Linked DNA regions of Homo sapiens: region 1 is linked to region 2. A link is a contact called in ENCODE Hi-C data. All regions are on one chromosome and are shown on one strand. The core of a region is the stretch at or near the end of the contact, and the rest is flanking DNA. Distances in the headings are between cores, read along the strand shown. Region 1 has its middle 58 kb from the start of MSH6. Region 2 has its middle 37 kb from the start of EML4.

Region 1 (6,205 bases), core at 1,093-3,592, 5.6 Mb after region 2:
CACATCTTGCACCGCCCTTAATCCATTCACTGGTTAACAAATTTTCAAGCCAATGGGGAAAACAGCAAATTACAAGGGGAGAAAGAGATGATTTCAGGCAGAAGCCTTCCTTCAACTTCATTGTGACGGATGACAACCTAGCGTTGGAAGGAGAGAAAAAAAAATCCATTTAAAAAAATAAAAAAGCCAGGCATGGTGGCTCACGCCTGTAATCCCAGCACGGAGGCCGAGGCAGGAGGACCCCTTGAAGTCAGGAGTTCAAGACCAGCCTGGCCAACATGGTGAAACCCCGTCTCTACTAAAAATACAAAAATTAGCTGGGCATGGTGGTGCGTGCCTGTAATCCCAGCTACTGAGGAGGCTGATGTGCGAGAATCGCTTGAACCCAGGAGGTAGAGGTTGCAATGAGCTGAGATCATGCACTCCAGCCTGGATGACAGAGTGAGACTCTGTCGCGAAAAACAAGCCAGGAACAGCAGCTTGTGTCTGTAATTCGAGCACTTTGGGTGGCCACGTCAGGAGGATCTCTTGAGCCCAGGAGTTCAAGACCAGCCTGGGCAACATAGTGGGACCCCCATCTCTACAAAAAAATGAAAAATAAAAAAAAATTAGCCAGGTGTGGTGGTGCGTGCCTATAGTCCTCCCAGTTTCTTAGGAGGCTGAGGTGGGAGGATCACTTGACCCCAGGAGTTCAAGTTTGCAGTGAGCTATGTTTGCGCCACTGCACTTCAGCCTAAGCAACAAAGTGAGACCCTGTCTCAAAAATAAAAAAATTAAAAATAAGAACTTCCAAGAAGTCCAGAATCTGCCATTCTGCATGCCTTCTTGGATGTCATGAGAGCATTAGAGTTGCCTCACAATCCAGGTATTTTCTTAATTACAAAAGACTTTAAACCACCCCTCTGTCTTTTGGAGAGCCTTCCCGCTCCTGCAGTTGGCCAGTATTTACAATCAGACTCCGAAGTTTTCCAAGCTGCCATGATCCTTCAAGCTAACAAGAAACAACAAACAGCTGGGGAATATGTCTCTTCAACCTGCTTCTTTGACTTTAACAGAGCCTCACCTGTAGAGAAGTGGGGCCTTGGGATCTGGGAGCTGCTCCAGAACCCCCAACCTCTAGTCCTGCCAGGGAACAGCAACCTATCCAAGCCCTACTACCCAAGAACCCATCTTTCTTGTAAATCCTACACAGAAGATGCAGCCCCACCCTCCAAAACCAAGGGACCACTCAGTCCTGCTGACTCTATCCTCCGAAGCTTCTTGGATCAGCCCCTCCCACCAACCCTTCTGCTATTTCCATGTTTCAGACCTTCAGATGTTCTACCTCCAGCTAGAGCAACATCCTTCTAACTCCAGGCTTCTTCTGGTCCATTGAGATGACATAAGTCACTTCAGTTTACCACCTTCCAAAGACTCCCCATCACCTTCTGGTTAAAGTCCAACACCCTTGAAATGGCATTCATGGCCCTTCATGGAGCTCTCCTGGCCTGCCTGACCTCTCACCACCTCCTGCCTTGCACTTCACTGCGTACAGTCACTACACTGTCTAATATGGTAGCCACCAGCTGCAAGCAGCTCTTTAAATTTCATTATTTGATTTTAGACAGGGTCTCACTCTATCACTGAGGCTGGAGGGTAGTGGCGTGATGACGGCTTACGGCAGCCTCACCCTCCCAGGCTCAAGGGATCCTCTCACCTCGGCCTCCTGAGTAGCTAGGACTACAGGCATGCACCATCACGCCCGGCTAATTTTTTATTTTTTGTAGAGATGGGGTCTCACTATGTTGCCCAGGCTGGTCTTGAATTCCTGTGCTCAAGCAATCCTCACATCTTAGCCTCCCAAAGTGCTAGGATTACAGGCCTGAACCACTGTGCCTGGCCTAAGTTTTAGTTAAAATAAAATTAAAAATTTAGTTTCTCAGTTGCACTATCCACATTTCAAGTGCTTACTAGCTAGAGATTGCATACTGGACAGCATAGAAATAGAACATTCCCATCAACACAGACTTTTACTAGACAGCATTCCTCTAGAAACACCCAAGTGTTTTTATTTTTTTGCACACATCATGCTGTCTTGCCCTGCCAGGTCTTTGCTCATGCCTCTGCCCAAAAGATGCTTTCTTTTATCTTTTCACATGGGTGAGGCTTCGAGACTCAGCTCACAGGTCATCTCTAAGAAGACTTATTCGAATCTCCAGGCTGGGGCAAGTGCTTGGTTCCTGTGTTCTAATAGTTCCTTGTGTTAACTAATCTCTATCTGACCACTTAGCATTTGCTGATACTTCTGTCTCCTCCATAAGACTCTGAGTTCCTCTGGGGCAGGGCCGTGTCTTCGTCAACTCTGTATCCCCAGTGCCTGGCACAAAGCAGGTGTCCTTTGCCGTTGGTCGAACTCATCTGAGTGGAACTGTCAGTGGTGCATGACCATAGAACAGTACAAGTTTAATTGTGTATTAGTAAAGACTCCTATGTAGAGAGAAACAACCTCAACTCAAACCAGTCAAGAGAAAAGAGGAAGTAATGGTTCAATAATTGGGAAGCCCCAGGTTGGTTCTGACTTCATGCATGACTGGATCCAGTGGCTCAACACACGTTACCAGGGCCTGGTTCCCTCCCCAGCTCTTGGCTCTGTTGACTGCCCTGTAACATCCCTCTCAGGCAAGATGACCACGAGTACTGTTGGTCCTTAGTATCTCCAATTTAGCAACCTCAGTGAAGAGAGAAATTCTCTCTCAATTATCTACTTAGTGGTCTCCAGGATGATCCTGTTTGGCCTTGATTTGGTTGTGTGCCCTCCCTCCATGAATCACTGTGGACTGTGAAAAGGAGTAGTTTGTTTGGCTGTGTCATCCTGGCTTACGTGTCTGTTCCTGGGGTGAGAGTGGGGGAGATGAGTATATACGAGCATCATGATTGACAGCTTCACAGGCCACCTGGAAAAAGAAGGCGTTACCCAAAGGAACCAGAAGAATAGATTGCAGGAATAGTGGGAGATAGGGGCTTTACCTCCCACAGGCCCCGCTGCCCATTTGGAGATAGGAGGCAGGGTCAGCTGCTCTCTCAGTGACCTGGACTCCTGCTTGCTTTCTCTTGCCCTTTGTACTTTTCCCATGTAGACCAGAGTCCACTAACCCTCAGATTTCAAGCCACCAATCAGCAGGCTGCAAAGGATCTTGAATTTAGAAGATTTTGCTGGCCCGGAAATACATAGTGATGGAGCTTTGAAAGACAATGGGCCGGGCATAGTGGCTTAGGCCACCCATCACTTTGGGGGGCCAAGGCGGGCAGATCACTTGAGGCCAGGAGTTCGAGACCAGCCTGGCTAGCACAGCAAAACCCCATCTCTACTAAAGATACAAAAATTAAGCAGGTTTGGTGGCGCATGCCTGTAATCCCCAGCTCTTGGCTCTGTTGACTGCCCTGTAACATCCCTCTCAGGCAAGATGAACACGAGTACTGTTGGTCCTTAGTATCTCCAATTTAGCAACCTCAGGAGGCTGAGGCACGAGAATTACTTGAACCCGAGACGGAGGTTGCAGTGAGCTGAGATTGCGCCACTGAACTCCAACCTGAACAACAGAGTGAAACTCTGTCCCAAAAAAAAAGAAGAAGAAAGAAAAAAACTGGCCTCACTCTGGAAAGAACGCTTGTAGAATTTGCCAGCTCTGGTCAAGGACCTACAAGCTGTTGTAACCTTCCTGTTTTTCATGCATTTAAAAAATTAGCTGGGCATAGTGGCTCATGCCTGTAACCCCAGCACTTTGGGAGGCTAAGGCAGAAGGATCGCTTGAGGTCAGGAGTTCAAGACCAGACTGGGCAACATAGGGAAATCCCATCTCTATAATTTTTTTTTTTTTTTATTAACCAGGCATGGTGGAGTGGGCCTGTAATCCTAGCTGCCCAGGAGACTGAGGCGGGAGTATTTCTCAAGCCCAGGGATTCAAGGCTACAGTGAGCTATGATTGCATCACTACACTGCAGCCTGGGCTTCAGAGTAAGACTCTGTCTCTAAAAAAAAAAGAATAGAAAAAATTTTTAAGGTATAATTTACATACAGTAAAATTCACCCTTTTTAGTGTATAGCATTGTGAGTTTTGACTATAGTCATCCACCGCAGTCAAGATGTAAATCAGTTCCCTCAGCCACAGTTCCCTGGGCCCAGTTATAGCCAAACTTTCCCCAGGCCCTGTCCCTGGCAACTACTGATCTGTTTTCTATCCCCATAGTTTTTATTTTTTATTATTAATTTTTTTATTTTAGAGATGGGGTCTCACTCTCTTATCCAGGCTGGAATTCAGTTGTATGATCACAGCTCACAGCAGCCTCAAACTCCTGGGCTCAAGCAATTCTCCTGCTTTGGCCTACTGAGTAGCTGGGACTACAGGCTTGTGCCACCATGCCCAGCTAATTTAAAAAAACAAAAAACAAAACAAAAAAAAAACTTTTTTGTAGATTGGGGGTCTCACCGTTACCATCTTGCCCAGGATGATCTCCAACTCCTGGCCTCAAGTGAGCTTCCCACCTTGGCCTCCCAAAGTGTGGGGATTACAGGCATGAGCCACCTCCCCTGTCCCTGTCCCTATAGTTTTAACTTTTCCAAAATATATAAATGGAAACATAAGGTATGAAGGTTTTGAGTTTAGCTTCTTTCATTTAGCATAAGACAATTGATACATGTCCATGATGCTCTATACATCAATAGTCATTCCTTTTTATTGCTAAATAACACTTCACTGATGGATGTACCACATATTAGTTATGCTCTGATTTAGGTACATCTGGGTTTTTTCCAATTTTTTTCATTTATGAATAAAGCTGCTATAAACATAGATTTTCTCTTTTAAAAAATTGTTTTGGGGACAGGGACTGGTCTCACTATGTTGCTCAGGCTGATCCGAAACTCCTGGACTCAAGCAATTCTCCCACCTCAGCCTCCTGAGTAGTTGGGACTACAGGTACACACCAGCATCCCCAGCTATAAATTTTCATTTCTCTTGGGTAAATACCTAGGAGTGGGATTTCTGGGTTTTATGATAAATGTTGAAATTTATATGAAACTGCCAAATTGTTTCCCAAAGAGACTATATTATTCTGTATGGCTACTACATTATATGAGCATTGCAGTCACTGTGCATTCTTGCCAGAACTTGGGTTTGTTGGTTTTTTTTTTTTTTAAGCTATTCTAATAGATGTGTAGTGGTATTACACTTTGGTTTTAATTTGCATTTCCCTAATGACTAATCATGTTTAACATTTTAGCAGCCGGGTGCAGTGGCTTATGCCTGTAATCCTAGCACTTTAGGAGGTTAAGCCAGATGGATCACTTAAGCCCAAAAATTTAAGACCAGCTTGGGCAACATAGTGAGACCCCATCTCTCAAAAAAAATTAAAAATTAACTGGGCATGGTGGTATGCACCTGTAGTCCCAGCTACTCGGAAGGCTGAGGTGAGAGGATGGCTGAAGCTGGGGAGGTCGAGGCTGCAGTGAGCCGAGATTGCACTGCTACACTCCAGCCTGGAAAACAGAGTGAGACCCTGTCTCAAGAAAAGAAAAAAATATTTTTTGCATGTATTTATTTGCCATCCATATATCATCTTTGTGGAAGTGTCCATTCAAATACATTTTTTTTTTCAGACAGGTTTTCACTCTGTTGCCCAGGCTGAGTGCAGTGGGGGCGATTACCAGGTTGTTACTGGAAAGGGGTCCCAATCCAGGCCCTAAGACGATGTTCTTGGATCTCGCACAATAAAGAATTTGAGGTGAATCCATAAAGTGAAAGCAAGTTTATTCAGAAAGTAAAGGAATAAAAGAATGGCTACTCCAGAGGCAGAGCAGCCCCAAGGGCTGCTGGTTGCCCATTTTTATGGTTATTTCTCGATTACATGCTAAATAAGTGGTGGATTATTCATGCCTCCCCTTTTTGGACCATATAGGGTAGCTTTCTGACGTTGCCATGACATTTGTAAACTGTCATGGCGCTGGTGGGAGTGTAGCAGTGAGAAAGACCAGAGATCACTCTTGTAGCCTTCTTGGTTTTGGTGGGTTTTAGCCAGCTTCTTTACTGCGACCTGTTTTAGCAGCAAGGTCTTTATCACCTGTATCTTGTGCTGATCTCCTATCTTATCCTGTGACTTAGAATGCCTTAACTTCCTGGGAATGCAGCCCAGCAGGTCTCAACCTTATTTTACCCAGCCCCTATTCAAG
Region 2 (6,346 bases), core at 3,570-6,069:
AGCTACACCACTGAAAGGTGTTGCTTCAACAACAGAAAGATTTATTACTTTCTTCCCTCACAGAAAAACCGCAGGAATATTTCCTTCTTGACTGCAGCAGTGAGTTCCAAGTTTCATTAAAGAACCGGCCAGATGCTTCCTCCTAGCTTGCGTGGGAAGAAGTTAAGATAAAGAGCATTTGAAACTCTACCTCTGCACACCTGCCCCATACCTTATTCCCTTTTGACAGTTCTTCTTCCTGTTTCCCCAGGGTTGGGGATATAGAGCCATGTGACCTGCCTCCCCAGACAGCTGGGGCCCTGGAACCTCCCTGGCCCCTCACCCTCTGGTATTAATAATAGATGGCTCTTAGTGAGTTGCACATCTGCCATAAAGCAGGCACTACACTTTTCAAATTGTCTCAAATTCTTAACACCCAAACCGGAAAAGAGCTGTAATCTGAGTGTCTGCTGCTTGGACAGCCCTTGTAGTCATAACAGCAGAATCTATCCTTCTGCCTCTGTCACTGAAAAGCACCTTCCTCCAGTATATCTGCACACAGGGAGTAAGTTTCTTATTCCCAAAGCCAGTCCACACAGCAGCCTGTCCCTCTGCTCTTACCTGTCCCTAAACTCCACACTCAGCTGGGACCTCCGCTCACAGCACTGTGGGTCCTGCCCCAGGACTCAGGGCTGCCCTCTTCCCTTGACATGACACTGATGGTGGCCTCAGGGGTGTAGTAGGCAGAATAATGATCCCCAAAAATGTCCACATTCTGGAACCTGTGAATATCTTACCTTACATGGACTTTGCAGGTGTGATTAAGTTAAAGACCTTGAGATGGAGAGATGATCCTGGCTTATCCAGGTAAGCATGATGTAATCACAAGGATCCTCATGAGGGACAGAAGGAGGCAGGAGAGTCAGAATCAGAGAAAATGAGAGGATGGAAGCATAGGTCAGAGTGATGTGAGGCGGGAACCGAGGAACGCAGGCAACCTTCAGAAAAGGGCTAGAAAACTCCTTCTCCCCCAAAGCCTCGGGAATGAACGCAGCCCTGCCAACACCTGGATTTTAGGTCTTCTACCTCCAGATCAGGACAATAATGAATGTGTGGTTTTAAGTCACTAAATTTGTGGTAATTTGTTACACCAGCAGTAGGGAACTGATACAAGAGGTGACACAGGAATGACACATTGTTCTAGGTGCTAGAATAGAGCAGTAAACACAAATGACAAAAATTCAAGCCCTCACAGTGCTTACATTTTAATGGAACCCTCTTTTATGATATTCCCACTCAAAAGGGTTCACAATGTCTACCCCTCTTCCCCAAATAGGCTAATCTGTAATATATGGATAATCCACAGCAATACATTTTTCACAGTCTGAGTTACTCAGATAGGAATCATGCCACATAGTTAGATGATTCCCAAAATAATCCATAGTAGGCTTCATTTCTCCTTTTCTTATTCTTTTCAGGGTTCTTCCGCCAGCTTGAGGTCAACATATTCCTCCTCACTCTTCCTATGGTTTTCTGATCTCCTATGAGTAACTCTTAGATCTCTCTCTCTCTCTCGTTCTGTCTCTCTCTCTCACACACACACATGCACACACCCCAAAGACAATCATTCTCAACCTAATTCTGTATTAGTGAGGAGGTCTTTCTAAAGGCAACATATTCCATCCAACTAAATTAAAATATGACTTTGCTTTTGTTATTCAGAGTGGCTCCAGTCCCCTTTTTTTGGCCCCCCACCACCACTTATAGACTATGCCCTGGGCCTACCTGGCACTGGAAATGCTGCCCATCACTGTGCCTTTTTTTTTTTTTTTTTTTGAGACGGAGTTTCACTCTTGTTGCCCAGGCTGGAGTGCAATGGCACCATCTCGGCTCACCGCAACCTCTGCCTCCCAGGTTCTCCTGCCTCAGCCTCCCGAGTAGCTGGGATTATAGGCATGCACCACCACGCCTGGCTAATTTTGTATTTTTAATAGAGACGGGGTTTCTCCATGTTGGTCAGGCTGGTCTCAAACTCCCGACCTCAGGTGATCTGCCCGCCTCGCCTTCCAAAGTGCTGGGATTACAGGCGTGAGCCACTGGGCCCAGACCATCACTGTGCCTTTCTAAACAGAAGGCCTCCACTTGTGAGCATCACCCTGGCTATCCAGAGAACTGATAGAAGCTGAGTGGATGTGCTTTTTCGATACACTGAGCCACAGCAAATTCCTACCCAGGGCTTCCTCTCTACTAACAGTCCCTGCTAGAAGTGAATGAGAAACTCCCTTTTCCCCATCTATAGCAAGCCCTCTAGTGTCATGGGATTTTTCTTCTTTTAGTTACAGACAGGAATCCCCAAGTATAGGTACCTCCTTTTAATCATTTATAAACGATCCTCTCCTCCTCCTCTCTCATGGTCTTTTCCTAACAAAAAATGAGGACAATTCCAATTAAGCACAGGCACTTCAAGTGAATACTTTCGATTAAAACAAACTTTAACTCGGGCACAGAGGAATTTCAGAAGGAAGAATTGTTGCTGTAGACTCTGATTAAATTTGCCAAAAATAATAACGCTTGTGGTAGAGTAATTATTGTGATATAAAGAATAATACATTTCTTATATGCTGCCTAAGTACTAGGGACATGTGCTGAATATTTTACTTGTATTAGCTCATTTAATCCTCACCAATGAATTTAGGACTATTATTATTCACATTTTACATATGAAAAGATTGAGCTGTGAAGAGCTAAGAAAATTACTCCAAGATGACACTACTATTTAGTGGCAGAGCCAGGACTCAAACACAGGTTTGCCTGACAGCCAGACCCTAACCACCCTGCCATTCTGCTGTAGAATGCTTTTCCAGTTAGAAGCCTATCCAGGGTGGCACCTTCCATCTCTGTTTCCATTTTAAAGTGAAAATGCTGAAGGAGGAATGGAGGAAAAAAAGACAGGTTCATGACCAAAATTTGACCACTGTGAGAATTATGGATAGATAAGTAGAAACCTGAAAAGCCATGAACGACAACAACAAACTTTAAAAATCACATCGAATTGAGCAATGGTAAATGCAGAAATTTGGGATTTATGGTCGAAACTGGTGTAGGGACTGGTGGCAACATTTATTTGCAAAGCGTCAAGGACTGCCACCTCCATTTAGATGCCTTTACTACATGAAAGTCTAAAATACTCTAAAGAGAATCCCGGGAGAGGCTACAAGCCAAGAATCTTTGGCTTACAAAATAGTGGGGGCTGCTTCTTCCCAAGTTACCACGCACAGAAGCAAAACTTGGCAGTATCTGAAACAGAGGATTTTGATCCTGTTCCTACCATTGCTTCCAGAGAAGGAAGCAAAACAAACCACTGAGTTCTATCTACTCCGGCTCCTGAGCACCAAGACCCTGCTTGGAAGAGAATCTCACCTTGCCGTCTGCTCAGGAAAATCAGCCCCTCTAGAGGAAGCACCAAAAGACCTAAGTGCAGGGCTGGAGTTTCCTACCCCTTCTTATTTCCTGTGGAGTTCTGTTTCTTGAGGAAACTTTCCCCAAATAATCTAGCTGCCACTCTGACACCATTTTCATTGAGTAATTCATGGTGATGTCACGCCAACTAGGCACTAGGGGAAGCCCTGCTTTTATGGGTTGGCTCTTCATTTAGGAATTTTTATTTTTCTGACTTCCATCCCTTTTTCACTGGACTCCACTTTTTTTGAGGCAAGATGCCTGAGTGGTGAAGTGTTGCTTGCTTTTGAGAAAAGGAATTCCTTCTGGTTGAGAGGCAAATGGTTGAGTGAAGGCAAGATGCATGTCCTGTAATAGTACATCTTAATTGGAGAGCTGGCAAGAGAGGAAGGAGGTGTGGGCCTGCTGCGGGCTCTGTTATTCCTAATAGGGTTCATTGAGCTAAGCACGGAAGATGGGCTGGGGGCACTAGGACTAACAGCCACCCCCTGAAGACACAATCACGCATGCCTGGGGAGCTGACCACCTCCTTTTGACACCTGGACAGCCACATCTAACCCACATCCCCACGTTCCCGCCTTGCCTCTCAGCTGCTCTGTGCAGCAAGACAGCAAAGGCAAGTTTGGCAAAGCTCGCCTGTAAAAGCCTAATCCAAACAGCATGTCCGCTGAGCTCAGCGGGGTGACTCATGTGCAGTGATGTGTGAGGCCAGCGAGCAGAGATTAGGATCTGGCCCGCCCGCCAGCCTACCTTGCACTTCCTTTGATCAACTCTGATGGTTTTTAATTCTGCAGAAGCAGCTTCCTGCCAGCAGCAAGCAGCTCTCAGTGGCGGCTGGAGCTGCGTCTGTGCTGACCTACTTGTCAGTGGGGAGGGAGGCATGTGCTAATGGCACTGGGACATCCCGGGCTCACAGGCTACACGGAGCGAGAGGGCAGCCTCTTTTGCTGAGGTGCCCATGGTGACATCAGAAGCTTGCTCCTCAGCCAACACCAGCAAGGCCATGCGTGTGAGCAGCCTGGGCTCTGAACGTGCTGCTGGTATTGGTTAGAATCACGGGGTAATCAAGAAAAATGGGACTCTCCCTGGGGGACTCTTTTTGGGAAACTGGGGCATCTCTAAGGACGCCATCTGGCACAAAATGAAGCACTCTCTGGGTTCTTCAGAAGTACTCTTTTACATCTGTTTTGCTTGAAATGGAACACATTCGGAGTATATTACTTTTTTGAACCGCTCCTTCCCTGCTTGGTTGGAATGCGTTTGCCTCTTGATTCTTCCAAATCCCCTCGATTACCACTGCCAAGCAGAGCACCTGAAATCTGGTCTCCTGCTTTCTCATTCCCTCTCTTCCACGTCTCTCCTTTCTCTCTCTTTTCTCAGGAAGGATAGCAGTGATTCTAATCTTGGCTGCATGTTAGCACCACCCTGGGAAGGGGCTGTGGTTAAAAAAAATTCCCCAGTCCCAGGCTCTGCCCCAGATTAATTCAGAGTCCTGAGGGTAGGACCAGGCATTAGTACTGCTTAAAGCTCCTATTGTGGCCAGGCGCGGTGGCTCATGCCTGTAATCCTAGCACTTTGGGAGGCTGTGGCGGGCGGATTGCCTGATCTCAGGAGTTCGTGACCAGCCTGGGCAACACCGTGAAACCCCATCTCTACTAAAATGCAAAAAAATAGCCGGGCATGGCAGCACGCGCCTGTAGTCCCAGCTACTTGGGAGGCTGAGCCAGGAGAATCGCTTGAACCTGGGAGGCAGAAGTTGCAGTGAGCTGAGATTGCGCCATTGCACTCCAGCCTAGGCGACAGAGCGAGACTCCGTCTCCGAAAAAAAAAAAGAAAAGAAACGAAAAGAAAAAAGAAAAGCTCCCATTGTGCAGCCAAAGTTAGAAGTCATTGGGATCTTGGGGTTGTAGGCCATCAGCCAAAAGCCCTAACAATGGTTCTTATCTGTCCTCCCACCACCATTCAGAAGGGTCTAAGAAGTGATGTGTACTTTAACCACTTAAGGCAAAATATTATCTGGATGGGATAACTAGCCTACATATTAAGAAGAATTTCTTATTCCGATTAAAAGTATTTACCGGCTAGGTGCAGTGGCTCATGCCTATAATCCCAGAACTTTGGGAGGCCAAGGCAGGAGGACCGCTTGAGCCTAGGAATTCAAGACCAGCCTGGGCAACATAGTGAGACCCTTGTCTCTACAAAAAATAAAATAAAAAATTAGCCCAAGCATGGTGACGTGTGCCTGTGGTCTCAGCTACTCGGGAGGCTGAGGTGGGAGGATAGGATCGCTTGACTCTGGGAGGCGGAGGTTGCAGTGAGCCGAGATCACACCACTGCACTCCAGCCTGGGCCACAGAGGGACACTCCGTCTCAAAAAAAAAAAAAAAAAAAGTATTTACCATCCAACTGAGACTTAGCACAGACAGTGAATATGCGTGACTGAAATACAAAATAGATGAGTCTTAACAGACAAGTAGGGAATGATTCAGTACACAGAGCATGATCAACTGAATGGAAATTTCTGGAAAGCAGGTTTGTCTGTGGTGATGAAGGGTTGTGGGTAGGGCAATGAATAAAATAAAGACCCCTAGTTATATTTTAATTTCAGCTATAGAAAACTAATGCAATATTTGGGATATATTTATAATAAAAAATTCATTGTCTGAAATTCAAATTTGACGGGATGATCTGTGTTTTGTTTTGTTTTGTTTTGTGTTTTTGCTAAATCTGGAAATCCTAGTTTGGGTGGCAGGCTAGAGAGGAGAACCTCAGGCATTTGAGGGAGTGGTGGGTCTCATCTGTGTGGAACTGTCCCCCAGGGGCTGCAGGGAAAGCATACAGGCATTTGGGGTTGTCCCAAAAATTAGGGGTTGCTAGTGGCATTTGGCAGATGTGGATCAAGATGCTA

What was found. Hi-C counts contacts between places; a loop is a spot of excess contacts on that map. Pooled maps may share reads with other maps.
Region 1: a pooled map shows a loop between it and region 2 (6-fold over the local background). The contact joins two enhancer-like sites. A Hi-C loop is called at or near these places in 2 of 37 single-sample maps with no recorded cell type and 1 of 50 pooled maps.

Annotation. Positions count from the first base shown.
Region 1 is chr2:47,721,994-47,728,198 of GRCh38, forward strand. No RefSeq gene overlaps it. Among named protein-coding and RNA genes, the nearest start is that of MSH6, 58 kb to the right of the region's middle. RefSeq lists enhancers at 1-292, 2,252-2,701. Within about 2 kb of position 2,343, at least 4 of the 41 ENCODE cell types and tissues checked have a DNase peak (open chromatin) inside an H3K27ac peak, as active enhancers do.
Region 2 is chr2:42,129,017-42,135,362 of GRCh38, forward strand. No RefSeq gene overlaps it. Among named protein-coding and RNA genes, the nearest start is that of EML4, 37 kb to the right of the region's middle. RefSeq lists enhancers at 3,691-4,664, 4,665-5,636. Within about 2 kb of position 4,820, at least 33 of the 41 ENCODE cell types and tissues checked have a DNase peak (open chromatin) inside an H3K27ac peak, as active enhancers do.